Linked DNA regions of Homo sapiens: region 1 is linked to region 2. A link is a loop called in an ENCODE intact Hi-C map of the cell type or tissue named here. Cell type or tissue: dorsolateral prefrontal cortex. All regions are shown on one strand. Links, peaks and the distances in the headings refer to the core of each region. The heading gives the core; the rest is flanking DNA. Region 1 holds the start of LOC124902126 (a long non-coding RNA gene). Region 2 has its middle 59 kb from the start of CNTLN.

What was found. Peaks named below come from ENCODE experiments on the same cell type or tissue, not always from the same donor. Only the 100,000 strongest peaks of a DNase experiment are listed, where the experiment ranks them.
Region 1: it touches region 2 in a loop (6-fold over the local background); 2 of 110 quality-filtered maps call a loop at or near these places.

What each region holds. Positions count from the first base shown.
Region 1 is chr9:17,013,649-17,025,483 of GRCh38, forward strand. It overlaps LOC124902126 (a long non-coding RNA gene), which reads right to left and starts at 5,966. Exons shown (of 3, transcript XR_007061426.1): 1 at 5,877-5,966; 2 at 4,630-4,789. LOC105375983 (a long non-coding RNA gene) reads left to right here and starts at 424. Exons shown (of 3, transcript XR_001746628.1): 1 at 424-573; 2 at 6,594-6,668. In dorsolateral prefrontal cortex, for the core only: no CTCF peak of the experiment used is centred there; a DNase peak (open chromatin) is centred at 4,553; H3K27me3 peaks cover 667 bases.
Region 2 is chr9:17,067,902-17,084,517 of GRCh38, forward strand. No RefSeq gene overlaps it. Among named protein-coding and RNA genes, the nearest start is that of CNTLN, 59 kb to the right of the region's middle. In dorsolateral prefrontal cortex, for the core only: no CTCF peak of the experiment used is centred there; no DNase peak of the experiment used is centred there.

The DNA of each region.
Region 1 (11,835 bases), core at 1-8,000, 58 kb before region 2:
TTTATAAAGCACTTAGAACAGTGCCTACCCACAATCAACATTGCATATTATTAGCTGCATTTGTAAAATAAATCCATAAACCTGAAAAGCTGAATATTAGCTCTTTTTTCCTTTGGTGCCTAATGCTGCCTGAGTGGGAGAAAGGCCAGGGGTAGGAGGAAAATTTGAAGAGTGATACTGTGATAGTTAATTTTATATGTCAACTTGACTAGGCCATGGGATGCCCAAATATTCAGTTAAACATTATTCTGGGTATGTCTAAAGGTGCTTCAGGGTGAGGTTAACATTTGCAGCAGTCGACTGAGTAAAGCAGATTGCCCTCCCCAAGTGTGGGTAGGCTGCATCCAATCCACTGAAGGCCTGAATAGAGTACAAAGGTGGAGTAAGAGAAAATGTGCTCTGCGTTACCATCTTCTCCTGCCCTTGCATTCAGACTTTGACTGGAGCTTGAGTCATTGGCTTTCCTGGTTCTCAGGCCTTTGGACTTGGACTGGAACTGTACCATTGGCTCTGCTAGGTCTCCAGCTTGCCCATTGCAGAAAGTGGGACTTCTTGGCCTCTCTCTCTCCGTAGGTATGTATATATTCCTATGGGTTCTCTTTCTCTGGAGAGCCCAGATAGATGTATAAAATAATATTTCAAAATATTGACCAGCCTCAATCATCTCAAAAATCTCTCTCCCTCTCACCCTGTATCTCCTTATTCCTCTCTCCTACCCTCCTTTTTATTCATTTTCTTCTTTGCTCAGCTTAGTTTAGCTGACTCAGGCTAAGAGGAGTAATAAATGAAGGAAAGCCAGTCAGGCCAGACTAAGTTGGAAGTTTGAGATCACTCATGATACAGGTATCTGTAGCTTATAATGGACATGGCCTGACAGGATCTTATCCCTGAAAATTGTGGATGTCATCAGCTTATTACATAGGAGGCAATAATAGGTTGTGCCTATTCAGAGTTATCACCATACCCAGCATGATAAGAATTGATTGTGTTAGGCATATATTAATTTCTGATTTTTGTATTATATATTTTTTACTAAATAGGAGATTTATTTTCAGCAGACACTTGAGATAAATTATGTGATTTATTTAAAATATACATTTATTACTGGCAATTTCAAAATTGCTCACATTACAAGTTTCAGGTTCATGAGATCCTATTTGTCAAAAAATATGGTATCATGTATTTTATCTTGCTTCTGTGATTTACAATGAAGACTAAAATTCAGAATCTTCAGTGTCCTAACCCTCTTTCTAGCACTTTATCTTGTTATGGTGTTCGGCAGGTCACTTAATCTCTCCTGGACTCATGTTCCCCATTGGTAAAATGAAACCATTAATAATATTTGCCTCCTACAGAATGGTTGTGAAGATTAGTCAGTTAATATTTGTAAAAACTCCTTAACCATGGAAAGAGCGTTATCACTGCGGACCATTAGAAAGGGCACTGCCCACATTTTCCTTCTATAGAATGGTCGCTCTTTAAAATGTCCTTCAAATGAGCCTTGCAGATCAACAAATTTAGTGTCTGTGTACTCTAAGTGGCTACTTTAAAAACTTTTTGTAGAATTTTTATAAAAGAATTCTTGCAGAAAAAATTTCAAAGAGTTCCAGTATATTGTTATAATTATTCTCCTTTTAAAGATTTTTTTTTTGTGGTGCTACACATTTATATTCACACATACACATACACTTAACACATTCATGTATTATGTAGGTGAATGGTTTTCTGTTAATATTTGTAATGTACAGTGTGGCTTTGTGTAGATTAGCAATTTTAATTATTTGCCTTACATGTGTGGTGCCCGATTTTTCCAGAACCCATAAAAGGGGATTGTTAATTTGAACTTTTTTGCCTTTTTTTTTTTTTTTAAGGACTAGGACTCATAGGGACAAAATAAAATAAAACATATGTTTAGGTCTTTGATACAGGGAAAAAATGGCATGGATGACCATTATTCTGTTCAACCTGGAATCATGTAAAAATAACAATATAGATGAAACTCTCTAAGACAGGTTTTGTACTTGGATTATCGCATTCCATTGGAAGATACTGCTAGATTTCAGTGGACAAAGTACAAGAGTGTTAATTTTCTTATTCCACAGAGGTTTTTGAGTATCCAGGGGAGATTGAAATGACAAACCCAATAGTTTCCCTAATTCCATTATTTACTGTTTTTCTAGTCCACTACATCGAAGCATCCATGCAGCATGCTCCCATCTAAATCACATCAAATTAAATTAAGGAGGCAGCAGGGGCACATCATATTTTCCCAGTGATAAACATTATTATAATTGCCCAGTGTTTATTGAAAGGAAAATTTTCAATAAAATGTCAAATAATACTAGGAAGTGATCACAATATCTTGAGTTTGGAAATGAGGAAATCTGGATAGAAAAAAATACTGAGCAACCACTTTACTGCTAAGTATATTTTTCAAGATAAGAAGATAAGAAAGATTTTGAGTTTATAAACGATACTAAGAGAAGGTTGGAAGACATCCACTGCTATAAACCCTCTGGAAGGATGAGTCTGAAACAGGGAACAAGTGAAAAGAAGAGTCAATGGCTTGGAATATGGATGTGGCCTAGGAGGGGGTAGTGGCGAGTGACATTCTTTCCTAGGTGACTGGCAAAGTAAGAATTACTTATTTGAACGTGGGAGTCTACAGTATGCCAACTTTTATATGTTTCCTGGGAAGTTTAAGAAATAACTGGATAAAATCCTTTCTTCATTCAACTACAAATCCCGGAGATACCAGGCAAGAATGAGGCGAGGAAAAGAAACAATATTTGAATTCTTTACTCTCTGGGAGATCAATGATCACCTTCTGAACGTCCTTCCTCCTTTGCTCTCATTATCCATCATTCGGCTTAGAGACTTGGGGAATGGAGAACCATGAGTATTATTTTAAAAATCCTTTTCTGGCTGCTTATCCCACTTTCCCTGCGAAGTTTCTCATCCTTTCCTTCCCTCCCTCCCTTTGTTGTAGGAAAATCTGGGTTCTTGTCACACAACCAGCAAAGATTAGGCTCACAAACGCTTTGAAGGGTGAGGGGGATGGAATTTATTGGGCAAAAAGGAAAAAGGAAAAGCATGCAGCAAAGTGAGAGAGGGGTTCCTGTTAACAGGACATCATCTCACAGATTGAATCCCAGGTTCCCACACAGGAACAGGAGGGACCAGGCTCCTTCCCCCTGCAAACAGCATGAACTTCCATGGCTCCACCCTGTTCTTCCCATGCACAGGCCGGTTGGAGGTTCTCCAGGGACCCCTTTATACTTAGGTGTCTTGCCTGCCTGCCCTGCCTGCCTCCCTCCCTCCCTCTTTCGAAAAATCATTATTATTAGTTTGAGTACATACATACAAGTATCCCAGAACCTGCCAAAATGCAGTATAAATGTTACCTAAATGTCCCATCTTGAAAGGAACTTTAGAGAATTAAACTTTAACATGGTTTTCTATCAACTGTGATTTCCTTTTTAGAGATTAGCCTACTCTTCTTACCCGAAGTTTTCATGGTATTTTTTAAACCTTGACCTTGGAAATTCTGATTTCTACCCTGCTTGAAATAATGTAAAACTTAAAAACCCACTCACAAATTTTTGAAACTCAAAAATCATGAGTTTGATCTGATTCACGTCTTCTACAATACAATAAATTTTTAGGTGAAAGACTGATAAGGAGGAAAATGTTGTTTCCAGGTTGGTCAGAACTTTAGGAGGATGTATTTACTGCATTTTTCTACCTATACTCATGTCAGATGTACATACATACATGAGACTAGTAAGTGAGACCTGTCAGAAGAACTCAGAGAAACAGAGTAGCCCTTCCCTTCAACGTGGTTTCTATCAACCATGATTTCCTTTTCAGAGATTGGTCTACTCTTCTTACCTGAAGTTTTAAAAACATAAACAGAAGACCACACTCCCTGAAAACAATTGCCTGACACTGATTATTTTTTCCTGAAACACAAGTCTGTAGGAAAAAAAAAACAAAATACCCAAAAACGAAAAAAAAAATAAATAAATAAACACCACGCTCCTCATCTCAATTCTAAAGAAAAGTCTCTGCGTTGGCTTGGAATTCTGTAAGCTCAGCGTCCTCCAGGCCAGACGGAAACATGAGGCTTCAAATGTTTCTAGAGCTGGCTTGGGTCAGTCAAATAAGTCTCTCAGAAGTGGAATAATTAAGAATAAGTACTTTGAGAGTGCATTCACATCTTTTATCACTTAGACGTAACTAACGGTTCCTTTACAGAGCCATCCTTTTTCTTTTCCTGAACGTGTAATCTGACATTCATTAGGATGAAAAAGCTTAAAATGTGTTCCTGAATGAATAGCGGTTCAGAATTCAGAAGAGGAGACCGGCTTTCACAGAAATGTGCTGATTGTTTAGTTGTAAAATAATGAGTCAAGGGAACAGGGACATATACTGTTCAGTCCAGCTCATAGCGTGTGGCTGCCAGCTCACCAAAAGAGATCACATAGTTTGGCCCGGCAAAGGACCAGACCACAGCCAGGGACTGCAGGGGTAGTGAGGAGGGCATGCGGCTGAAACATACCAGCTCCAGCTCTGCAGAGCCCAGCAGCGGGATCTGGGAGACGCTGCCGGACAAAGAGTGTTCATTACCTTCCAGCCAAACCGCTCTGTGCTCCTCGGAGCCAGCCTTCTTCTGAGCAAGGCCCTTAACACCCCTTCTTGTTGAGCTGCCTCTGCTCTCCCTGGATCCTCTTGGCTTAGCACCTCTCCAGCCCCTCCCAACTGGACCTCTCCTGGGACAGCATGTGCTCTGCATGGAATAACAAGGTTAAATGGACAAGGCTGAATGGCCCTGTGATGGGGAGTGCCTTTAAGCCACATGACGGAAATGAAACAGGAGCCATAATGACCATGACTGGAGGAGAATCAGATTCTGGCCTGGCCTGGTTCTGTGAGATACCTTAAATCATACTTTCTGTAGCATCCCTTAAAGGTGGGTAGAGAGAAGGAGAGAGTTAAGTGTGGGTGCAGTCATCCTCAGGATGGTTGATCTCTAAATCTATTCTTGGGCAAAAGTTTAGAGAAAAGCTGAATCACTCAGCCCAGAGGAAGCCTGAGGAGGCATAAAGAAGTCTTGGAAATCCCCTGAAAAAAAGAATCAGGTAGAGTTTGATTTTTGTCTTTGTTGTCAAATTTTTGGCTCAGTCACAGTTGCAGCAACATGAGAGGTTCCAGGCAGAAAGGAGCAGCCAGTTATTAGGAGGTGGAATTTTACACATGGTAAAACCTGGTGTAGAAGCTAGAAAAAGGAGAGCAGACAGGTCTAAGGAAGTGCTCCGGTCGGGGAAATCAGAGGGGAGCCCCAGCATGGGCCAGTGGGTCACCGTTCTCAGCAAACAGGGGTATGAAACTCAGAAAGTGGTTAGGTGTACAAAATCACCTTAATGAACCAACCTGCAGGCAGGCAGCCTCAGTGAGGTTGCTGAAGAGCTTGAGTATTGGAAGGTAAGGCAAGGGAAAGCAGTTGCTCAAAGCAGACTCCAGGAAGCTATAAATGCTGTAATAGAAAAACAAAGCGGCAAGTCACAGACCCTGCAAGCTTTGATAAACCAGGTGATCGGCAAGAACTAAAAGCTGGAAACTGATGTCAAGTCCAGATTTAGGGAGTGGCTGGGAGTGAGACCCAAGGCAAGCTAAGCTGCAGACTTTGGTGGTTCTTCCAAACAGGAAGATCTTGATCCAGAGGCAACTTTCACTCCAGCTAGGAAGCCTCTTAGATAAGATAAGTCTATTACTTTTTTTTTTTTTAACAACAAATATGCTATGCAAATAAGTTTTGGGAAATGATACATTATTCTCCATAACCTCTTACCTGGACTATTGCAGCAGCTTCTTACCTTGTCTCCCTGCATTTGTTCTTCCTTCCTGAAAGCCCTTTGCTCATACAGCTGCCAAAGCCATTCTTCTAAAACACAAGTCTGGTCATATCTCTCTGTCTAAATCTTTCCACTGGCTGACTATTATCATAATTTCCCAAAGTGCTTTAGTGAATACAAGTTCTGTGAAAAGCATGTGAAGTAATTAGCCAAAGAAGGATGTGTAGTCAGATAAGTTGGGAACTCTACAGGTTGCATTCCTTTTCTTAGAGGTTTCCAATGGAGATATGCATTTTAAAGTCTCTGAGAAGTCCCACAACAACTTATTGAATGATAAATGTTTCAACAATTTGTTGAAAGTAATTAAAACCCAATACTTTGCAGGCAGTTTTAACCATGGGGCACCTTTTCTTTTTCTTTTTTTCCCATAAACTTTATTAACATTGATTGGAAATACTCTGAGAAATACTGAACTATGGTGGGGGGTGGGGGATCCATCTTGCTTAGCATGAAGTATATACAGGTCTTTTTGATGTGGCCTCTCCCTGTCTGTCTGTGCTGTTCATCTCTCATCAATCTTCTTCTTGGGTTTTATACTCTGGGAAAACACAGCAGACTGTTGTTCTCACACATATCACTATGTTTCAAATGTTTATTCTTTTTAATAAAAACATTTTCTTTGCATCTTCCCTAACCCTTATGAGTAAAATGTTTCTTATTTTTCAAAATCCTTTTCAGATATCACCTCCATAGGAAGCTGTCTCTCTGCTTTAGAGCAAGAATCAACAAACTTTTTCTGTAAAGAGCCAGATAGTGAGTATTTTAAGCCTTGAGACTCACACAGTCTCTGTTGCAACCCCTCAACTCTGCCATTGTAAAGCTATAGCAGCTACATACAATCCATACATAAACGGGCATGGCTGTGTTCCAATAAAACTTTATTTATGCACAAAGGCAGCAGGCTTGATTTGGGCATGGCCTGTAGATTATTGACCCTTGCTTTAGAGTTACACTTTATACATTTATCGCTGAGGCAAAAGTTAAGTCTCTAGATGTGAAAATCCGTGGCTTCCAAGTGAGAGCAGTATATGGATGTAGTTAGTTAGACTGGACACAAGGTTGGTGATACAGGTGAATCTGCCTAATGTAGCATATGATACTGCTTAGAGTTATTTTATTTTTAATTAATTAATTTATTTATTTTTGAGACAGTGTCTCACTCTGTCACCCAGGCTGGAGTGCAGTAGCGCAATGATAGCTCACTGCAGCCTTGACCTCCCTGGCTCAAGTGATCCTTCCACCTCAGTCTCCCGAATATCTAGGACTACAGGTGCACACCACCACACCCAGCTAATGTATTTTTGTGTGTGAATACAGGGTTTTGCCATGTTGTCCAGGCTAATCTCAAACTCCTGGGCTTAAGCGATCCACCCACCTCCACCTCCCAAAGGGCTGGGATTACAGGTGTGAGCCACATAGCCCAACCTAGAGTTATTTTAGATTCTCGTCATCCCAGTTAACTGAAAGAACTGCCTGCTAAAGGTAAGGTAAAATTAGAGACTCTTCTGTAATGTTGGTTTAGGAATCAGCCCTTGAAAAATATTGCTAAAGGCAAAAATGTCTATTATAAGTTGGCTGAGATATTATTTTAAGGGAAAAATTATGTCTAAAGTGCTAAGCCTTCATTAGCTGCTTAAAGAGAAACTCTACTCTTCTGAACTGCTGTCTGGAAAATAAAGTGAACTAGAACTGGTACATTAGCAAGAGAGAAATGTAATGGGCCCAGTGAAACGTATTGCCCCATCTGGGCCACAGTGCAGGATTGGCTGATGGGGATTGTCAGTGTTTGGGGGACAAGAACGGGGGTGAATCGGAAAGCTGGAAGAGAGGTGGATACCTGTCCTGGAATGGAAGTGACCAGAAGACATGACCAGGGGCTGTTCCTGGGGAAAATAGTAGGTAGGAATCTCTGGTTAAGTAAATTCAGGAAGTGAAATTCATTAGATGTCTGAGATTAAAACCTGACAGGAACAAACAAGCCATGGTAGGGTTTAGACAGAGGGGATTGCAAGGCATTGCATCAGAAGGCTGAATCCCTTTGTAATGGCAGAGTTTCAACTCCACAAAATGCTCCTTTTTGCCTTCTAGTCCTAACTTTCTGTATTGCCTGGTAATGGTGAAAATGGTGAATGACTAGCTATACATTAAATGTTCAGGCTCCCTGTCCATGGTATCCATGGTACAGAATTATTACAGGAACCTAATTTCCCAGCCTTTCTTGCTCATAGGTGGAGCTATGAGAGTAAGTTCAGGCCAATGGAATGTAGGTGGAAATGAATTACATCTCTTGGGCCTGACCCATAAAATCTCCCACTGGCTTCTCCACTGTTTCTCTACTCCATCTGCTGACTAGATTCGGGCAACTTCAGATATCATCTGTTAAAGGCAGCAAAGATTCTATAAAACTCAAGTCTTTGATGGATTCTGTGGAACAGAAAGAATCCCCTATCCATTCAAACATGTAAAACTACCAACATAAACTTCTGTTGTGTTAAGCCATTGAGATTTCAGAGTTTATCTATTATGGGAGGTAGCATCTGCTTGACAAGTACAAGCAGAAAATGAGCATTGCTGTAATAATTAAAGGAGCTCCACTCTATAAAGCAATTCTAGATAAGAACATGGAGCCCACTGAACCAGAAAACATAAGGAAGACACGTTTCCAAATATGCCATTATTTCCAATTTTCAATAAGTGTCACTTGCTTTAACAAATCACATTTTTGGAAATAAATTTTTATGTGTGTTACCATCTCTACTGTCAAATGAATCAACTGAAATATGACACTTCTTCTAGAAGCTTTAGGAAACAAACACCCAGAGGAATAAAAGTTTTAAAAAACGTAAAACCAAGCAAACGTGGGGAACATAGATGCCTCATTGCTCAAACCCAAAAAATGAAGTTAAGCCATTTATTTCCAGGTAGAAAATATCAGGAATAAGCCATTTGAACAATATGAGAACACAATTAGCCGGACCAATTATATTGTCTAAGGGACCGTTATCAGCAGGTTGATTTAGAAAACTACTCAATTTGCTTATCTACCTGCCAAAAAAGTCGTGGTGAAACTCATTTGAAAAGTAATTTAAATTTTTTTATTAAAAAATTTCATCTCTATTTTTTCTTCATAAAGGGGTCATTGGAACAGCATGATTCTTGAGGAAAGGTTTTCCTAGGTGAGATTATGTTTGTATCTTTATCATGAAGAAAAAAAAACCAGAATTGTTCATAAACTATGTGATATAAAATTCAGTTTGATCATTAAAGACAAGCTGTTCAGTTATAGATAATCAATCATAGCTTATTAGGCCACTCTGGATAAACACAACTTTGAAATGTCAATTAAATAGGTTTCCTAAGATATCCATTATTATAATGACACTAAAAATTATGATCATTTTCCAGGATTGAAACAGCGTAGTGTGGTAGTTAAGAATATAATCACTTTTGTTCATCAGGACACCTTTACAGAAGCGAAAAGGCAAAAGAGAGTAATAAATGATAATTACGGCAAAGGATTATTTGAGATATATATTTTCTTTTTTTTTTTTTTTTTTTGAGATGGAGTTTCGCTCTTGTTGCCTAGGCTGGAGTGCAGTGGTGTGATCTCAGCTCACTGCAAACTCTGCCGCCCGAGTTCAAGCGATTCTCCTGCGTCAGCCTCCTGAGTAGCTGGGATTACAGGTGCGCACCACCATGCCCAGCTAATTTTTTGTATTTTTAGTAGAGACGGAGTTTCACCATGTTGGCCAGGCTGGTCTTGAACTCCTGACCTCAGGTGATCCATCTGCCTCAGCCTCCCAAAGTGCTGGGATTACAGGCATGAGCCACCATGCCCAGCCAGGATACATATTTTCTAATAAAGGATTTGTGACAAACGATTTATTTAGGATATATAAAGACTTTTAAAACTCAGCAAAAGATGAACAACCCAGTAGAAAAATGGGCAAAAGAGGCTGGGCACAGTGGCTCACGCCTGTAATCCCAGCACTTTGGGAGGCCGAGGTGGGCAGATCACGAGGTCAGGAGATCGAGACCATCCTGGCTAGCACAGTGAAACCCCGTCTCTACTAAATATACAAAAACAAAATTAGATGGGTGTAGCAGTGGGTGCCTGTAGTCCCAGCTACTCGAGAGGCTGAGGTGGGAGAATGGCGTGAACCCAGGAGGTGGAGCTTGCAGTGAGCCGAGATCATGCCATTGCACTTCAGCCTGGGTGACAGAGCGAGACTCCGTCTCAAAAGAAAAAAAAAAAAAACAGAAAGAAAAATGGGCAAAAGATTAAAACAAGGCCCAGTGCGGTGGCTCATGCCTATAATCCCAGCATTTTGGGAGGCCGAGGGCGGGAGGATCACTTGTGTCTAGGAGTTCGAGACCAGCCTGGGCAACACAGTGAGACCCTGTCTCCACAAAAAAAACACAAAAATTAGCTGGGCATGGTGGTGCATGCCTGTAGGTTGGTAAGGTGGGAGGATTGCTTGTGCCTGGGAGGTCAGCTCCTTGGGAGGCTGAGGTGGGAGGATTGCTTGTGTCTGGGAGGCTGAGGTGGGAGGATTGCTTGTGCCTGGGAGGTCAAGGCTGCAGTGAGCCATGATTGCACCACTGCATTTAGCCCTGGTGACAGAGTGAGACCCTGTCTTAAAAACAAAAGAAAGTGATTTTCTTAACGTTGCTGGTTATCAGAGAGATGTAAATCTAAATCACAATATTATTATGCATCCAGCAGAAAGGCCAAAAATAAAAAGGCAAACAATACCAAGTGTTGGCGAGGATGTGAAATAACTGGACCTCTCATATGCTGCTAGTCAAAGTGTAAATTTGTATAAACACTTTGAAAACAATTTGATGTTTTCTAATAACATGAACATACACATGCCCTATGACCCAGCAATTATACTTTGAGACATATGTAATATGCTCAACAGAGAAATGTACATATGTGCACCAAAATACATGAATAAGAATCTTTATGGTAGAATTATTTTTCATAGCCCCAAACTGGAAGCTACTCAAATTTACCTCAACAGTAGAATGAACTGTAGTCTAGTCATATATTACAATACTATACAACACTAACAATAACATGGCTAATTCTTTACACATGGCAGGTTAACTTTTATAATCATAATGTTGAGTAAAAGAAGCCAGACCCAAAAGAAAAAATACTGTATAATTCAATTTATTAAAAAAATGAAATTAACCTGTGGTGTTAGGAGTCAGGATAGGACTTTTTTTCTGGGAGGGGATAAAAACTAGCAGGGGCACAAATGGAGGTTCTGGGGGCTGTCATGCTCCATTTCTTGATCTGGGTGCCAAGTGGGCTTACTTTATGAAATTTATGAAAATTAACTTAGCCCCACACTTATGATTTGTGCACTTTTCTCCATGTTGATTAGAAAAGGAGGAAAGAGTGTAGACGTTGGTGTCAAATTGCCTGGTTTCATATTATAGCTTTACTCCTTACTAATCAATGTCCTTGGGAAATTTATTTTACCTTTCTTTGTCTCGGGTTACTCATCTGTGAAATGGGGATTATATGATTACCTTCCTTTTAGACTATTAGGAGGATAAATGTGACCATGCACCCAAAGCTCATAAAAGAGTACTGGGCACATGTTTAGCATGTAATAAGTGTCAATTGTTGTAATAATTATCATTAACTCTCAAGAAGACTGGTTGATAAATATTATCTTACAATGTCACTTTTTCCAAGGTAAGAATAATTAGAATAACACAGAAAACCATTCAACATTTTTATTTTGCCTTAGTGTTTTTTAACTCCTTGACCTTCAAAAATAGGGAGTTTCTCAAAACCAACATGGACAACTCCCAAAGCAAAAAGAAAATTCATTTGAAAACTATGGTGTAGTCTGTCTCAACTAATATAAATATTATTGCCACACAAAGGACATCTGTAAGT
Region 2 (16,616 bases), core at 3,534-11,533:
CTCTGCTATTTTCTATTCAATTCTATTTCATTTTATTTGTAAAAAAAAATGCTGGTCGAGACCCACCAAAATGATTTTATGACCCTAAATTGATTTCCTTATGGGTTTCAACCTACAGTTTGAAAAATACTTACGTAGAATTTATAGTACAATGTTTGGCACAGTTTTAGGGGTCAATTAAAAAAAACACTTGCTAATTGATCTGTTTAATCAGAATGTTTCTTTCAGCCACATAGGAGGGAAGGCCTTTGAACTTATAACTTACATTACCTGGCACAAGGAAGATAGGAAAATTAAAGGGAGCAGGACCATTCTTCCCAGGATTGTGATTTTTATCAGTCTAAGATGTAATTCCTTTTTGTTGTTGTTGTTTGAGACAGGATTGCACTCTGCTGCCCAGACTGGAGTGCAGTGGCGTGATTGTAGCTCACTACAGCCTCAATCTCCCAGGCTCAGATGATCCTCTGATCTCAGCCTTCCCTGTAGCTGGGACTACAGGCACGTGCCACCACGCCCAGCTAATGTATTTTGCTTTATGAAGACAGAGTTTTGCCATATTGTTCAGGCTAATCTCAAACTCCTGGGCTCAAGTGATCCACCCACCTCTGCTTCCCAAAGTGCTGGGATTATAGGCGCAAGCCACCGCATCTGGCGAGATCTAATTCTTTTTATCCCTATCATGGAGTAAAACACAAGGAGCAAAATGGGGAGGTGAAACAGTTGTCTTGTTGTCATGAGTCAAATCTTCACAGCATCATTTCTTTTGTATTGCTTGAAATGTTTTGCTGGAGAACAGTCAAATGTAGATGACGTGACATTATTGGTTATTCTGTTTTATTTTCCGAGTATATAACAAAAATGTCCAGAGTTTGGGGAACATAAAAAGGAAATGATTAATTCTGCAAGAGTCGTGGATAGGTGTGGAGGCTGTGGAACAAGAATGGTGGGTGGTTTAGGAAGCCTTCACAGAATAAATGAGGAACTTGTTGCTGTGAAGGAAGGGAAGCAGGCATTGTAGAGACAAAAGCATTAGCAAAATCACCATATAAGGTAGTACCAGGAGGATCAGATGTTGTGACTGATAGAAAAAGAGCCAAAAAAGAGAATAATCAATGATAATGTCTTCTACAATTAAGTGACTGTTGATGACAGGAAAAAGGAACTCAGGAAGAACAGGGCTGAGAAGTTTGAGGAAGATAATGCATTTGTCTTTAGACATGCCAATGTCAGGGTTCATTTAAAGTAAACTATTTGGGGAAAAATTTACAAAATCAGTGAAAAATGAAATACAGTGAAAATTATATAATCTGTTTTAAAATTGTGCTATTGCAAATTATTTTCTATACTGTTTCATGAAATTACTTATGAAGCTAGTTCAAGTTGGCTGGAATAAGACTACTGTCACTGGTATTAAAAATTGGCTTTGGCCGAGCGTGGTGGCTCACGCCTGTAATCCCAGCACTTTGGGAGGCCGAGGCGGGTGGATCACAAGGTCAGGAGATCCAGACCATCCTGGCTAACACAGTGAAACTCCGTCTCTACTAAAAAATACAAAAAATTAGCCAGTCGTGGTGGCGGGCGCCTGTAGTCCCAGCTACTCAGGAGGCTGAGGCAGGATAATGACGTGAACCTGGGAGGCAGAGCTTGCAGTGAGCCAAGATCACGCCACTGCACTCCAGCCTGGGCAACAGAGCGAGACTATGTCTCAAAAAAAAAAAAATGGCTTCAAGGATTTAATATCAGTAACGATAAAAGGCAATGTATTAGGTATAGGGAGTTGTCTAAAGGTGTGGTTGCTATAAAGGCTAGCCTTGTTTAACACATTATTAATGAGCTGGAAGAGGAATTTAACATAAGATATATGGGAAGATTAGAAGAAGAAAAATAGATCGATGGGGATAAATTTAAATTATATTTGAAAGATGAATATATTTGTGGTTAATGAAAAAACACAAATATTCAGTGGCTAGGGGAAAAACCTGTAAAGTTACAAGAACAAAAGAGGTATAGTGTGCAGATAGGCACCAAATTAAACTTATTCATAATAATACATAACAAAACTGAATGTAGTCCATTGCATTACGAAGAGTTGTTGTTTTTTTTTTTTTTTTTTTCAAAACATTGTGGTAATAGTTTTTTTCCCCACAGTCTTTGGGAATCTTAGTCTATGTCATATAGAATATTAGTAACAATTGGTAAGGGATATGAAATAACAGGTAACAAAAAACCTGGTCAGCTAGGCTGATTAGGAGTTTTCATATCTTTGAAAACTTACATAAAAGGCACCATTTTACATCATAACAGTGTGGCTCTGAAATGAAAATAAAATATAATTGAATTTTGAAAACTAAGGCTCTTCCTTTTTTTTCTAGCATTTTAGATAGCTGTACAGGTCCAGTTGCTAAAGATGAGGACTATTGTGAAAGTAAATTTTCCTCTCTGAACATGTACAAGAGGAATTATTTCTAGAAGTATTTAAAGAAATCTGTTTCATTTAAAATTAATCTTGGGGTATAAACTAAATGGATGGCCTTTTTTCATCTTTGCTCTATTTTCCTTTTTATGCATATCTTTTTCTGATTACAAAGTAGTGTTTATTGTAAAAAATGATTTTAAAAAAGCAGAAATAAGTGATTTAAATTATTCATAATATATCATCATTTAGGGCCACCCAGAGTTAACCTTTTAGTGTTTATTCATCTAATCTGTTTTCTATGCCCATAGAAACAAAATAAAATAGAGAACACATTTCAAATGGTGTTTTGTAAGCTTCTTTTTCATTTAATAATAAATGATGAAAAATTTCCATGCTGTTAAATTGTCTCCTATAACATGACTTTAATGGCTACATAGTGTTCCATCACATGAACGTGCCATATTTTATTTAATAGCATTTTATTTTGCATATGAGTTGTTTATGATTTTTAGCTGTTACAAATAGCAGTGATGATCATTCTTTTATATAAACCTATGTTCACCTGATTTATTATAACTAAAGGGTATAATATAATTCCTAGGAGTGGAACTGTTGGATTAAAGAGTATTAATGCTTTTTTAATAGCATTGAATATGTATTCCCAATATTCCTTCCATAAAAGTTGTACCAGGCATGAAGTGCCTATTTACTTCTTCCCCTGCCTAGAAGGCTACTCAGGGAGGATATATTTACACACAGATAACACAATAATAATGTGTTTTATGTGTTTAGTGTTTGCCTTTTTCCAAAGTATTTTCTAATTTGATTCTAATGAAAACTTACACAAAGTATATCACACATCATGGCCAATCCTGGAAAGCTAGTTAATGTTTTTTGTAGGGAAGAATAATATTTAAGTGAAAGAAATTTCCATATTTGACACATCTAGAAACAATCTATGCATCTGAGCCAGGGCCATGTAGTTACAGGGTTACAAATTTGTGATAGAAGTGAAGCCCAAGAATATTAAGTCATGCTAAGAGAAATCAAAGGTCTGGTGTAGGAAGTACACTGATGGGTCAGATGATCAGCATGTACCTGGCAAAGGTCAAAGTGATGCAGGAAAACATAACCCAGGGAGTTAATCAGAAATCAAAATATACAAGGGACGTCTACAGAAAGCATAATATAGGATGGCAGAAGTGAACTGGACGTTTTGGAACCGCATTCTGGAATGGATGTGGAATGCTCTGGAAATGGAACATCTGGATTTGAGTCCTTGTTCGGCTCCTTATTTATTAAGTGATCATGTTTTTCTATAAGCCTTATCTTTCTCATCTGCAAAGTGGGTAACACAGGCTGCAAGTATTGCTCTGAGGATTAAATGAGATAATTTGGTGATACTTTATACATTTTAAATTACTATAGAAAGATCAGTTATTATTGGGGTGAAGGGAAATTCAGTGAAGCAGGTAAAAAATCTGGGATGAAGGATGAGTTCATGTCCTTTGCAGGGACATGGCTGAAGCTGGAAACCATCATTCTCAGCAAACTAACACAGGAACAGAAAACCAAACACCTCATGTTCTCACTCATAAGTGGGAGTTGAACAGTGGTAATATATGGACGCAGGGAGGGGAACATTACACACCGGGGCTTGTTGAGGGGTTGGGGGCAAGGGGAGGGATAGCATTAGGAGAAATACCTAATGTAGATGATGGGTTGATGGGGGCAGCAAACCACCATGGCACGCATATACCTATGTATCAAACCTGCATGTTCTGCACATGTATCCCAGAACTTAAAGTATAATAAAAAAAATCCGGGATGTCAGAAGTTAGGAGACACATCAGACAGGACCTAAAGGACTTCAGAAAGGCAAGGAAAAGGTCCTATGTGATCATTTCTACATTTTTATTTTTAAAATAATGCCTATAAAATGTATTATTTTGTGATTACAGAAGTCCTACATGCCTACTACATAACATTTAGGAAATTTGGAAAAACCCCCAAAAAACATTATAAACCACCTTTGCTTTCGCCACCCAATGACAGCTGTGCAAAATGCTTAGTTCAGATTCCAATTCTGTCTTTTACTGACAATGTTGAGAAGTGACAGCGTGCTGGCAGTCCTCACAGCCCTCGTTTGCTCTCAGCGCCTCCTCTGCCTGGGCTCCCACTTTGGCAGCACTTGAGGAGCCCTTCAGCCCACCGCTGCACTGTGGGAGCCCCTTTCTGGGCTGGCCAAGGCCGGAGCCCACTCCCTCAGCTTGCTGGGAGGTGTGGAGGGAGAGGCGCGAGCGGGAACCGGGGCTGCATGCAGCGCTTGCGGGCCAGCTGGAGTTCTGGGTGGGCGTGGGCTTGGCAGGCCCCACACTTGGAGCAGCAGGCTGGCCCTGCTGGACCGGGCAATGAGGGGTTTAGCACCCGGGCCAGCGGCTGCGGGGTGTACTGGGTCCCCCAGCAGTGCCCGGCCCACAGGCGCTGCACTCGATTTCTCACCAGGCCTTAGCTGCCTTCCCGCGGGGCAGGCCTCAGGACTGCAGCCCGCCATGCCTGAGCCTTCTCCCACGTCTGTGGGCTCCTGTGCAGCCCGAGCCTCCCCCACGAGCACCACCCCCTGCTCCAGGGCGCCCAGTCCCATCGACCACCCAAGGGCTGAGGAGTGCGAGCGCATGGCGCAGGACTGGCAGGCAGCTCCACCTGCAGCCCCCGTGCGGGATCCACTGGGTGAAGCCAGCTGGGCTCCTGAGTCTGGTGGGGCCTTGGAGAACCTTTATGACTAGCTCAGGGATTGTAAATACACCAATCAGCACCCTGTGTTTAGCTCAAGGATTGTAAATACACCGATCGGCACTCTGTATCTAGCTCAAGGTTTGTAAACACACCAATCAGCACCCTGTGTCTAGCTCTGTATCTAGCTGCTCTGGTGGGGCCCTGGAGAACCTTTATGTCTAGCTCAGGGATTGTAAATACACCAGTCAGCACCCTGTGTTTAGCTCAGGGTTTGTGAGTGCACCAAATCGACACTCTGTATCTAGCTGTTCTGGTGGGGCCTTGGAGAACCTTTATGTCTAGCTCAAGGATTGTAAATACACCAATTGGCACTCTGTATCTAGCTGCTCTGGTGGGGCCTTGGAGAACCTTTATGTCTAGCTCAGGGATTGTAAATACACCAGTCGGCACTCTGTATCTAGCTCAAGTTTGTAAACACACCAATCAGCACCCTGTGTCTAGCTCAGGGTTTGTGAATGCACCAATCGACACTCTGTATCTAGCTGCTCTGGTGGGGCCTTGGAGAACCTTTGTGTGGATACTCTGTATCTAACTAATCTGGTGGGGACGTGGAGAACCTTTGTATCTAGCTCAGGGATTGTAAACGCACCAATCAGCGCCCTGTCAAAACAGGCCACTCTGCTCTACCAATCAGCAGGATGTGGGTGGGGCCAGATAAGAGAATAAAAGCAGGCTGTCCAAGCCAGCAGTGGCAACCCGGTCGGGTCCCCTAACACACAGTGGAAGCTTTGTTCTTGTGCTCTTTGCAATAAATCTTGCTACTGCTCACTCTTTGGGTCCACACTGCTTTTATGAGCTGTAACACTCACTGTGAAGATCTGCAGCTTCACTCCTGAGCCAGCCGAGACCACGAACCCACCAGAAGGAAGAAACTCCGAACACATCTGAACATCAGAAGGAACAAACTCCAGACGTGCCACCTTAAGAGCTGTAACACCGCGAGGGTCCGCGGCTTCATTCTTGAAGTCAGTGAGACCAAGAACCCACCAATTCCGGACACAATGTGACCTTGGGTTAATTACTTAGCCTCGTTTTTCTCATATATAAAAGGGAGATAATAATAGTTATAATGGTTAACACTTATTGTACACTAAACATTGCTAGTCCTGCAATCAGTAATTAATTTAATTTTTTTTTTTTTTTTTTGAGACAGAATCTCACTCTCTTGCCCAGGCTGGAGTGCAGTGGTGTGATCTTGGCTCACTGCAACCTCCGCCTCCCGAGTTTAAATGATTCTCATTCTTCAGCCTCCTGAGTAGCTGGGACTACAGGCACGAACCACCATGCCTGACTAATTTTTTTGTATTTTTAGTAGAGATGGGATTTTGCCATGTTACCCGGGCTGGTCTCAAACTCCTGAGCTCAGGCAATCTGCCCCCCTCGACCTCCCAAAGTGCTGGGATTACAGGCCTGAGCCACTGCACCCAGCCAGTAATTCGTTTAATACTTCCATTGACCTTATGAAGTAGACCTTTAGAATTATCCCCGTTTTACAGAAGAGGAAGCTGAGGCTTAGAAAGGTTCAGTAATTTGCCCGAAGTTACACAACTTGTAGGATCATCAGGAAATAAAATGGGGGCATAATTACTTGACATTAACAATAATGTGTAACCCAAGTGCATGGACAGGACATGAGTGTGGAAATACATATAACCATTTGACCATAGCTAAGAAAAGTTTTGGGAAGTGTGAATAGAGTAGACTTAAGAAATTATGGTCTCTAAATAATGCCACAGTGTTTCCTGATGAACTAAAGTATAGTAAATACATGCTATGTAAGCAAGGAGTACCCCTCCTACACATACATGGTAAAAATCACTCATTGAAAGATTGAAAGCAGGCTGGCCACAGTGGCTCAGGCCTGTAATCTCAGCATTTTGGGAGGCAGTGGCGGGCAGATTACCTGAGTTCAAGAGTTCGAGAGCAGCCTGGCCAACATGGCGAAACCCCGTCTCTCCTGAAAATACAAACATTAGCTGAGTGTGGTGGCACATGCCTCTAATCCCAGCTCTTGGGAGGCTGAGGCAGGAGAATCACATGTACCCAAGAGGAGGAGGTTGCAATGAGCCAAAATCGCACCATTGCACTCCAGCTGGTGACAAGAGCAAAACTCCATCTCAAAAAAAAGAAAAAAAAAAAGAAAGGTTGAAAGCAACAGAGTTTTCCAGGAACTTGCACTCCTAGAACCCTTCTGTATTGAGTCAAGATTCTCCAGAGAAACAAAACCAATGGGAGATTCTTTCCCCTTCCCTTCCCTTCCCTTCCCTTCCCTTCCCTTCCTTTCCCTTCCCTTCCCTTCCCCTTCCCTCCCCTCCCCTTTTTTCTTTCCTTTCTTCTCTTTCTTTCCTTCCTCTTTTTTCCTTCCTTCCCCCCTCCTTCCCTCCCTCCCTTCCTTCCTTCCTTCCTTCCTTCCTTCCTTCCTTCCTTCCTTCTCTCTTTCTCTTTGTCTCTTCTATTTAATCTGGCTCAGTGATTATGAAGGCTGAGAAGTCTCGTGATCTACTCTGCAAGCTGAAGGCCCACGAAAGACAATGTTCTAGTTTGAAGGCCTGAAAGCTGGAGAGCTGATAGTGTAAATCCCAGTCCAAGTCTGAAGGCCTGAGAGCCAGGAGCACCAAGGGCAGGAGAAGATCGATGTTCAGGCTCAAGCAGTCAGGCAGAGAGCCAGTTAATCCTCCCTTTCTCCATATTTTTGTTCTATTCAGGCCCTCAAGGGAATAGATGATGCCCAACCACAAGGGGCAGGGCAATCAATCTGCTTTCCTCAGTCCACTGATTTAAATGCTGATCTCTTCTGGAAGCGTAGAAACACCCTCACAGACATACTCAAGGTAATGTATAACAGATATCTGGGCATCTTGTGATCCGGTTGAGTGGACACATAAAATTAACTGTCACACCTCCCCAACACAGTCAGCCAGAAAACCACTTCTCAAATGATCAGAGTTAAAGCATGAGATAAAACTTGTTTGCCTTTCTGGTGAAGATACCATGCATGATAACATTTCAACTTATTAGGGCCAGGACTGGCAAATGTTTTCTGTAAGGGGCCAGATAATGGGTCTTAATAGGGTTCCATTCAGATCTCTTCTACTTCACATGTTATAAATCGGCACTTCCATCAGCCTGATGCATTCTGCTGTGTTTCTTAGAGATGTTATCTCATGCTTTCAGTCATGTGGGTGGTACTCTTCCTTTGTATCTACAGCTGATATGTATCAAGGATGTTTTCCTATTTTCATATTCCTTCAGTGACTTCTATATGATTCTGGGGGTGGAGGAGCAGTTGAATGCAGTTTAACATTTAGGTTTAGTCTACCACTTTTCTATGGAATCTGAAGAATGATTTTAAGTTTGAGGCTGGGTGAACTACTAGCAGAACCTATCCAAGCATTCCCTATATCCCCTTTTTCATAGTTTTCTGTGAGCCTCTTCTTGAAAGAAACTACCTGCTTCCCAGTGGGTGGTTAAATCTAGATCCAGGCTACTCTGGAAAAAACACAGGATTAGGAATGAGACATGATTTCCAGTCTCAAGTCTGTCATCAATTATTTATATGACCTCAGGCAAGTCATAATCTCTCTAGGCCAGGTTTCTTATCTATATATTAGAGGTTTGGTCTAGATTGATGGTTTTCAAACCAAGATCCTGTGCAACATGTGCCTGTTACCAGTGTAACTGGGGTTTTTGGAACTTGATATGGGGTAATGGCCTGACTTTTCCTAACTCTCAAAAACATAAGGTACTGAAGAGACTTTTTTTTTTCTCAATTTAAGGCTCTTTACCCATAAATCTTTTTTTTAATTTATGACTATTTGGACTAGCAGATGAAAAGTGTCTGTGATCTCCTGACCTTGTGATCCGCTCACCTGGCTAACATGGTGAAACCCCGTCTCTACTAAAAATACAAAAAATTAGCTGGGCATGGTGGTGGGTGCCTGTAGCCCTAGCTACTTGGGAGGCTGAGGCAGAAGAATGGCGTGAACCCGGGAGGCGGAGCTTGCAGTGAGCCGAGATCGCGCCACTGCAGTCCAGCCTGGGTGACAGAGCAAGACTGAGTCTCGAAAAAAAAAAAAAAAAAGAGTATGTGAAAAAGTAGTAAATGATTCTCATTTGAAATATTTGGAAACAACCATTTATTTCAGTTTTGAGGAAGTATATGCTTGTGATAGTGACTTTATTTTTTTTTAATTTTTATAATTTATTTTATTTATTTATTTATTTTGAGACGGAGTTTTGCTCTGTTGCCCAGGCTGGAGTTCAATGGCGCGATCTTGGTTCACTGCAACCTCTGCCTCCTGGGTTTAAACGATTCTCCTGCCTCAGCCTCCTTAATTGCTCGGATTACAGGCACCCACCACCACACCCAGCTAATTTTTGTATTTTTAGTAGAGACAGGGTTTCGCCACATTGGCCAGGCTGATCTTGAACTTCTGACCTCAGGTGATCCACTCGCCTCAGCCTCCCAAAGGGTAGTGACTTTTATATTGTACACATACAGTCATGTTATGTTTAAGTGAAATTGGTCTCAGTTCACATGGTATTCAAATATATCAATACTGTAGTATTCTGAAAAGGTGCTTCCCATGTGAGCAAGTGTGAAACTGCTGTTCATATGTGTATTTTGGGACTTAGTATTCAATACATACAATATAGCTATATTTTCTTCTGGCAAAATTATTTTCAATTCACATGAAATTAAATATATCAGCACTTCATAATATATAGCAAAAAATGCCATGGATTTCCAGGTGCTTACCATCTGGACAACTTTGAGGATGATGAAACGTTGTATAAGGTTTCTCCCAGATCTTTTGGAAGCTCTTCATTTTAAAGAGTGTCTCCTTAAGTTATGCTTTCTGCTCACCCTCCCTTGCCCTTTTTTTGTGTGTGTTTTTTCAACCAAACATCAGCTCCTTCAGTATCCTGATATTATCTGTTCTCTACACATCCAACCTGGGAGAGTTGTTTTGCTAAGAGCATAGCACCAATGGGAAGGACTGCCTATTTTCCAGAACATCAGTGCTGTTATACCATTCTGCCATTTAGCCCTAGGCTCAGTCCTTGCAGTTTGACTGACAATCCCAAACAATGTGTCAGTGTAGGTTTTACACAAACAAGTTGAAAATCAATCCATAATGGGACTTCTTTTTTTGAGGTCTAAATGGGAGACAAAGATGAAGACTAGATGTCCTGGAGGTACCTTCTGGGCTTATCTCTGCCTTATGATCTTTGACAGCAGTAGGATACTACCTTGTTGTGGTGGTTTTGTACCTTGTTAACTTGGTTAGGTTGGAATTATTTTCCCCTGAATCTCCTTGCCTGTGTGTACTGGGTTAGGGTTGGGGACAAGAGAAATTTGCACAAGATTTGGGAGGCAGCTGTTAAATTCCAAAGGCTGGTGCCTGGTGCCGGGAGTTCCTGCAGCTTGTGCATGCGGTCGCTGGTCTGCTGACCCCCATGTGTCCTCTCTGTTTCCTGTGTCACATCTAGTGTATCTTCCCAACTGCCGGGCCTACTGACTGACAGTGGCTTCAGGCAGATACAAAGGCCACATCCTTCCATAGATTCAGCAGCTCCCACAATTATGTAGGTTCTAATTCCTATAATAAACTCCTAATTCCATAGTGATCCTGCTTGCCCAATGGAACTCTGTGTGATACACTTGCCAATGGCACTGTTTGCTGTTTCAACTTTCCTTTACCGCAAAGAGGTGTGGAGTGGAGGAAGGAACGCATACATGCCTTTAGTTGATTCTGTTTCTCTGAAGAGCATAGCTGGCTGATAATAACTCAGAGCAGCACTATTTTCAGGAGACATGGAATGGATAAAATGGATAAAAAGATGGAAAGAAAACGCATCCACTAAAAAGGTCATCTCTGCCTCTGGCATCAAATTTATGGCTCGCCTCCACTTATTTTCAAGATGTTACTTCAGTTTGGTTTTATAATTTCTGTGGTCCCTTAAACCTCAGAAACCAGCGTATGTTATAGATAAGTCAATGTTTATTTGCAAAACTCACTCTATTACTCTATCCTAAATGGGACTCTGCTTCTTACCTGTGCTATCAGGAAAGAGTTGAAGTTTTGATGCAAGGTTCATGGAGGTCATTACTACTTTTCCAAGCAAACAACCACAGAAAACAGGACTCTCTCCCCAAGTCCCCATCACCACCCTGAAAATAGATCAGGGCTGTGACTCTCTACCTACATGGGAAACCAGAGACCAAATACCAAAAGTGCTTTTACTTTCAAGGAAGCCTAGAGTCCAGAGATTCCTTTTATTATTATTATTATTATTTTTATTTTTTATCTTTTAGGGTTAATGCTAATGTGTTACTCTGACACTTCCAGCTGTGAGGTCCTGAAGTCAACTTCCTTGTGTCAGACCAGTGTTTTACAAAGTTCACTCATTTGTGTTCCCACCTTCATAATTTTATACACTTGGACTATTAATTTAATAATGTTTACTTAAATGTATTTACCATATTTTTTGAATCTTATGTACTATATACTGTAAGATGCACCCTTATCTTATCTTTTTTTTTTACCTCCAAAATAGAAAAAAAAAAAAACCTGTCAACTAAATTATAACACAATGCCTTCTTATCCTAGGAGTTTTATTTTTCACTTACTGAAAAGGCTCACTGGCCGGGCGTGGTGGCTCACGCTTATAATCCTAGCACTTTGGGAGGCCAAGGCTGGTGGATCACCTGAGGTCAGGAGTTTGAGACCAGCCTGGCCAATATGGCAAAACCCTGTCTCTACTAAAAATACAAAAATTAGCACGTCCTTGTAATCCCAGCTACTCGGGAGGCTGGGGTAGGAGAATCGCTTGAACCCAGGAGGCAGAGGTTGCAGTGAGCTAAGATTGTGCCACTGCACTCCAGCCTTGGAGACAGAGTGAGACTCCATCTCAAAAAAAAAAAAAAAAAAGGCTCACTTAGACTTCTACTTAGCCCTGGATGAGTTTCTGAACTATTTCCCAGTCAATTTTTTAAAAGTCTTTTTGGTTCTGCGTTGAAAGCTATGAATGTTAATAGAGTCATGGCCTACATAAATCTACCTTGCTTTGCACCAGTCTTGTCCAGTGTAAAATCCCTGAGTTTTTAGTCCAGGGACTCCTGGTCTTGAGTTCAGGAGAGAGGTGAATGGGACAAGGAGACTGTATGGACTGGACCCAGGAGGGTTGGGGAGGGGAGTTGCTGAGTACACGTTTTTTTTGTTGTTGCTTGGGTCTGCTCTGTGGGGCAAGAGGGCAGCCAGAGACAGTGAAAGCCCAAAGATTATTAGACACATCTTGATTTCAGAGATATCAAAATATGGATGGGAAAATTTCAACTGAGACTGAACAATATCACTTCTTAAAAAAGAAACTTTATATTGCCATCCAAACTAGAAAGCCAATACAGCTTGCCAGAAGTATAAATGGAAAATAATACAATAAAATATATGATATTAAGTTCTAGCTGGATTCCATGACTATGGAGGGCTCTCCACCTGAGGCAGGCTCCAAAAGGGGAAATTTGTCAGTGTTGGATAGGTTTTAAATCATATTAATATCTAACAGAGGCTTTCTTCTTTATTGAGTCAGAAGGATTGGAGAGTGTTAATTAATGCTAGGTCCAGGAACCATCTAAAACCATGTTAATAGATACCACCAGTAGTTATACTTTGGAAAACATAGTATAAGTAAGTACTGCCCTTTTTTTTTTTTAGACAGAGTTTCGCTCTTGTGCCCCAGGCTGGAGTGCAGTGGTACAATCTCGGCTCACTTCAACCTGCGCCTCCTGAGTTCAAGTGATTCTCCTGCCTCAGTCTCCCAAGTAGCTGGGACTGCAGGTGCTTGCCACCACACCTGGCTAATTTTTGCATTTTTAGTGGAGCCGGAGTTTCACCATGTTGGCCAGGCTGTTCTTGAACTCCTGACCTCAGGTGATCAACCTACCTCACCCTCCCAAAGTGTTGGGATTACAGGTGTGAGCCACCACGCCCGGCCTGACCTTGATGTATTTTGCTTTTTTATCTGCTGGCAAGAATGCAAATAAGTAGATCAGGAAAGGCCAAACTAAAGGTGTAAGTCAGGTATAAGCAAGGAAGTGTGGATAGATAAACAGAGATAAGTCAGAATTGAAAAACAAACAAAAACCGAGTCTTTCGATAAAGTCAGAATTGGCAGAACAATCTGCCAATCTGAATGTTCAGAGGCACTGTTTCGTAAGTTTTCTATTGCTTCCTAACAAATTACCGCAAGCTTAGGAATTGAAGACAACACCTGTCTGTTAGCTCCATTCTGTCGTTCTGTGGGTCAGAAGTCCTGCAAGTTTCCACAAGGTTTTTTGTTTAGGGTCTCTCGCAAGGTACGAATCTTGCTGAGCTCTTATCTGAACTCTCCGGGGAAGAATTTGCTTCCAAGCTCATTGAAGCTGTTGTTGGTATTCAGTTCCTTGTGATTGTAGGATTGAAATCGCTATTTTCTTCCTGGCCATGGGCTGCGAGTCAAGTTCAGTTCCCAGAGGCCTCTCCTTGCTCTGATCCTTGCACAGGGCCCCTCCATCTTCAATGCTAGCAATGGCATGTCGAATGCTTAAGCTTTGAAGTCCTCTGATTTCTCCTTCTGCCACTAGTCAGAAAATTCTCTACTTTTGAAGGACTCCTGTGATTAGATCAGGATTTTCCATCTGCAAAATCCCTGCACAATAGTACCTAGATTGGTGTTTGATTGAGTAACGAGAGTCAGGATTCTTGGTGGGCCATCCTTAGAGTTCTGCCAACCACAGTTTTCCTCCAGAATCAAGCTTGATTGTACAGAAATGAAATGGAGACCCTTGAGAAGTTTCAGTAGTAATTCCAGAGAGAATTAAAGGACCTTAAACTAAAGTCTGCCTTCTAGTGGATCATGTTACAGTAAGGCTCCAGAGTAAATCTCCAACCATAATAAATACAGAAGAGTTAACCTTCTATGTATTTTTACCTGAATGCAAGCCATTTCATGGTAATCCATAAGTGAATTTCACTTAAATATAACAATTTGACAAAAAGATAAAATGCCTAACCTCTAAACACTGAGATACCCTTAAATGCGAATAGAGGTTTTATTTTACTTACTGAATTTTGTTGTTAAATCTTAAACAGGACACAATTTTATAATCAAGTTAATTCTCTCATCCTTTTAAAACTAATGTATGGGTCGAAAATACTGATATTTAAATATGTGAACTACATACACACATATGCACTTTTATCTGATTCTGCTTAAAAGTTAGAACCGTCAACTGCTGACTCCCACTTTATTATTCAGAACTCAATCACTGTAGGAAGGCAGATAAGTTCAAAGATACAACAGGATTCTGGAGCCAAAATACACTAACTTCATCCTACTGAAAGGAGACAGTTGTGTCCCACTGAGATGATAGAGTTCAGGCTGCAGTGAAAGTTCAGGCAGGCCGGCTGTAGCACCTCCCTGCTCTGCAGCGTGCAGCTTCTATCTGGCGCTCCCTGGAGCTGGGAATTTACCACAAACACCACCTTGGGGAACAGTGTTAGCAGCTGAGAAACTGCAGAAACAAGCTGCTTCTCAGCGACTCCCAGATACTATCAGAATGCTAGAAAATAATTAAAATCCTAATTAAGTAGTTTCTCATCTGGCTCATTTGAAGATGCTCCAAAATGGTCAGATTTAAGGCCTGGTAAACAGCTGAAGTGTTAAATTTGCTTGGTAGTTGAAACCTTTGTTAGAGATCAGGTTTACATAAAGAATGTGAAATGGAGAATAAGATAGTATCTGCATAATTCAAATGCAAAACAATTTTGCTTGAGTTATTTGTATCTTTCAAGCACAAACCTATCTATTTTACTTTTTTGGCATCAATACTGGTTCCTTCTTGTTTTTAGCATACTACTGTGCAAAGAATAAATTTCATATTATAAATAATATAGAAAATATGGGAGACAGGTTGAAAAAGAATACAATGAGATTTTAAATAATAATTAAACCTGTTTAAATTTTTCTAGTTTTGACTTTCATTACATATAGAATTATAAAGTTGTATATGTTTTACTACCTGGTATTAGTTTTATGCAAAAAAGCTCATGTAAAATGTATAAAATCTATGTACATTTATAAATGAAATTTAATTTTGGCTTTGTATTTTGGAAGATAATTTTCTTCTGATTACCTTTACTCAGGTTTATTTTACTTTTCCTCTTGTATGGATCTAATAAGGACCAAACGTTACTGTGTTTTCCAGAGACAGTTTGTCAGGAGACGTCTGTTAAAATTATAGCCTAAAGATGCATCCAAGTCTACACATACTAAACCTTTGAGATCTGTGTGTGGGTGTGTGTGTACACATACTGTACAGATTACTCAGTAGTCATTCGTTATGTTATTATTTTAAAATTGCTATTTAGAAGTGACATGCGACTGGGCGCGGTGGCTCACGCCTGTAATTCCAACACTTTGGGAGGCCAAGGTAGATCACTTGAGGTCAGGAGTTTGAGACCAGCCTGACCAACATGGTGAAACCCCATCTCTACTAAAAACATAAAAATTAGCTGGGCGTGGTGGCGGGCGCCTGTAATTCCAGCTATTTGGGAAGCTGAGGCAGGAGAATTGCTTGAACCCGGGAGGCGAAGGTTGCAGTGAGCTGAGATCATGCCACTGCACTCCAGCCTGGGTGACAAGAGCACAACTCTGTTTAAAAAAAAAAAAAAAAATAAGAAGTGATATGCACATACCAACATGTAAATTTTTAAGTATATTGATATCATAATTAATGTTAGCTTCTGGCAAATTTTTAAATAGAAGTATGTGTCTCCTATGGTTCCCACCCTTTTCAGACTTCAAACCCACCCTTTTGCATGTTTTGCTGCTGCCAAACTTTGCATCTGGGACTCTTATTATTTCATTACCTGCTTTCCTCTGTTTCTTCCTCCCAATCTTCCTCTCTCATCCAAACCTTTTGATTGGAGAAAAGTGTAGTGCTTGAAAGTGTTAACTTTGGAACTAGACTGCCTGGTTTGAATCCACCCTGTGCCACTTACAAGCCATATGATATTGGGCAAGTCACTTAATCTCTTGTGCCTGTTTTCTCAATAGGAAAATGGGAATAATATTAGCATTTACCTTATAGGATTATTGTGAGGAGTGAGTGAATTAAAGCACATAGATAGAATGCCCTTAATAATTATATTATTTCCATTACAGTATTATTTCTGGAACCTGATCTACCTTAAACAAAATCTCCTACTTCCTTAGCCTTGACATATCCTTTACCTGTTGGCCCCAGTTGAAACTTAGATTTTTTTCTAAGGACAATTTTAATAAGTCAAGCAAAGGTGGCCTTTCTTCCAAATCTAGCTTTCTTCAGTCACTTCCAATCTAGTATTCTTGACCAAGAAGC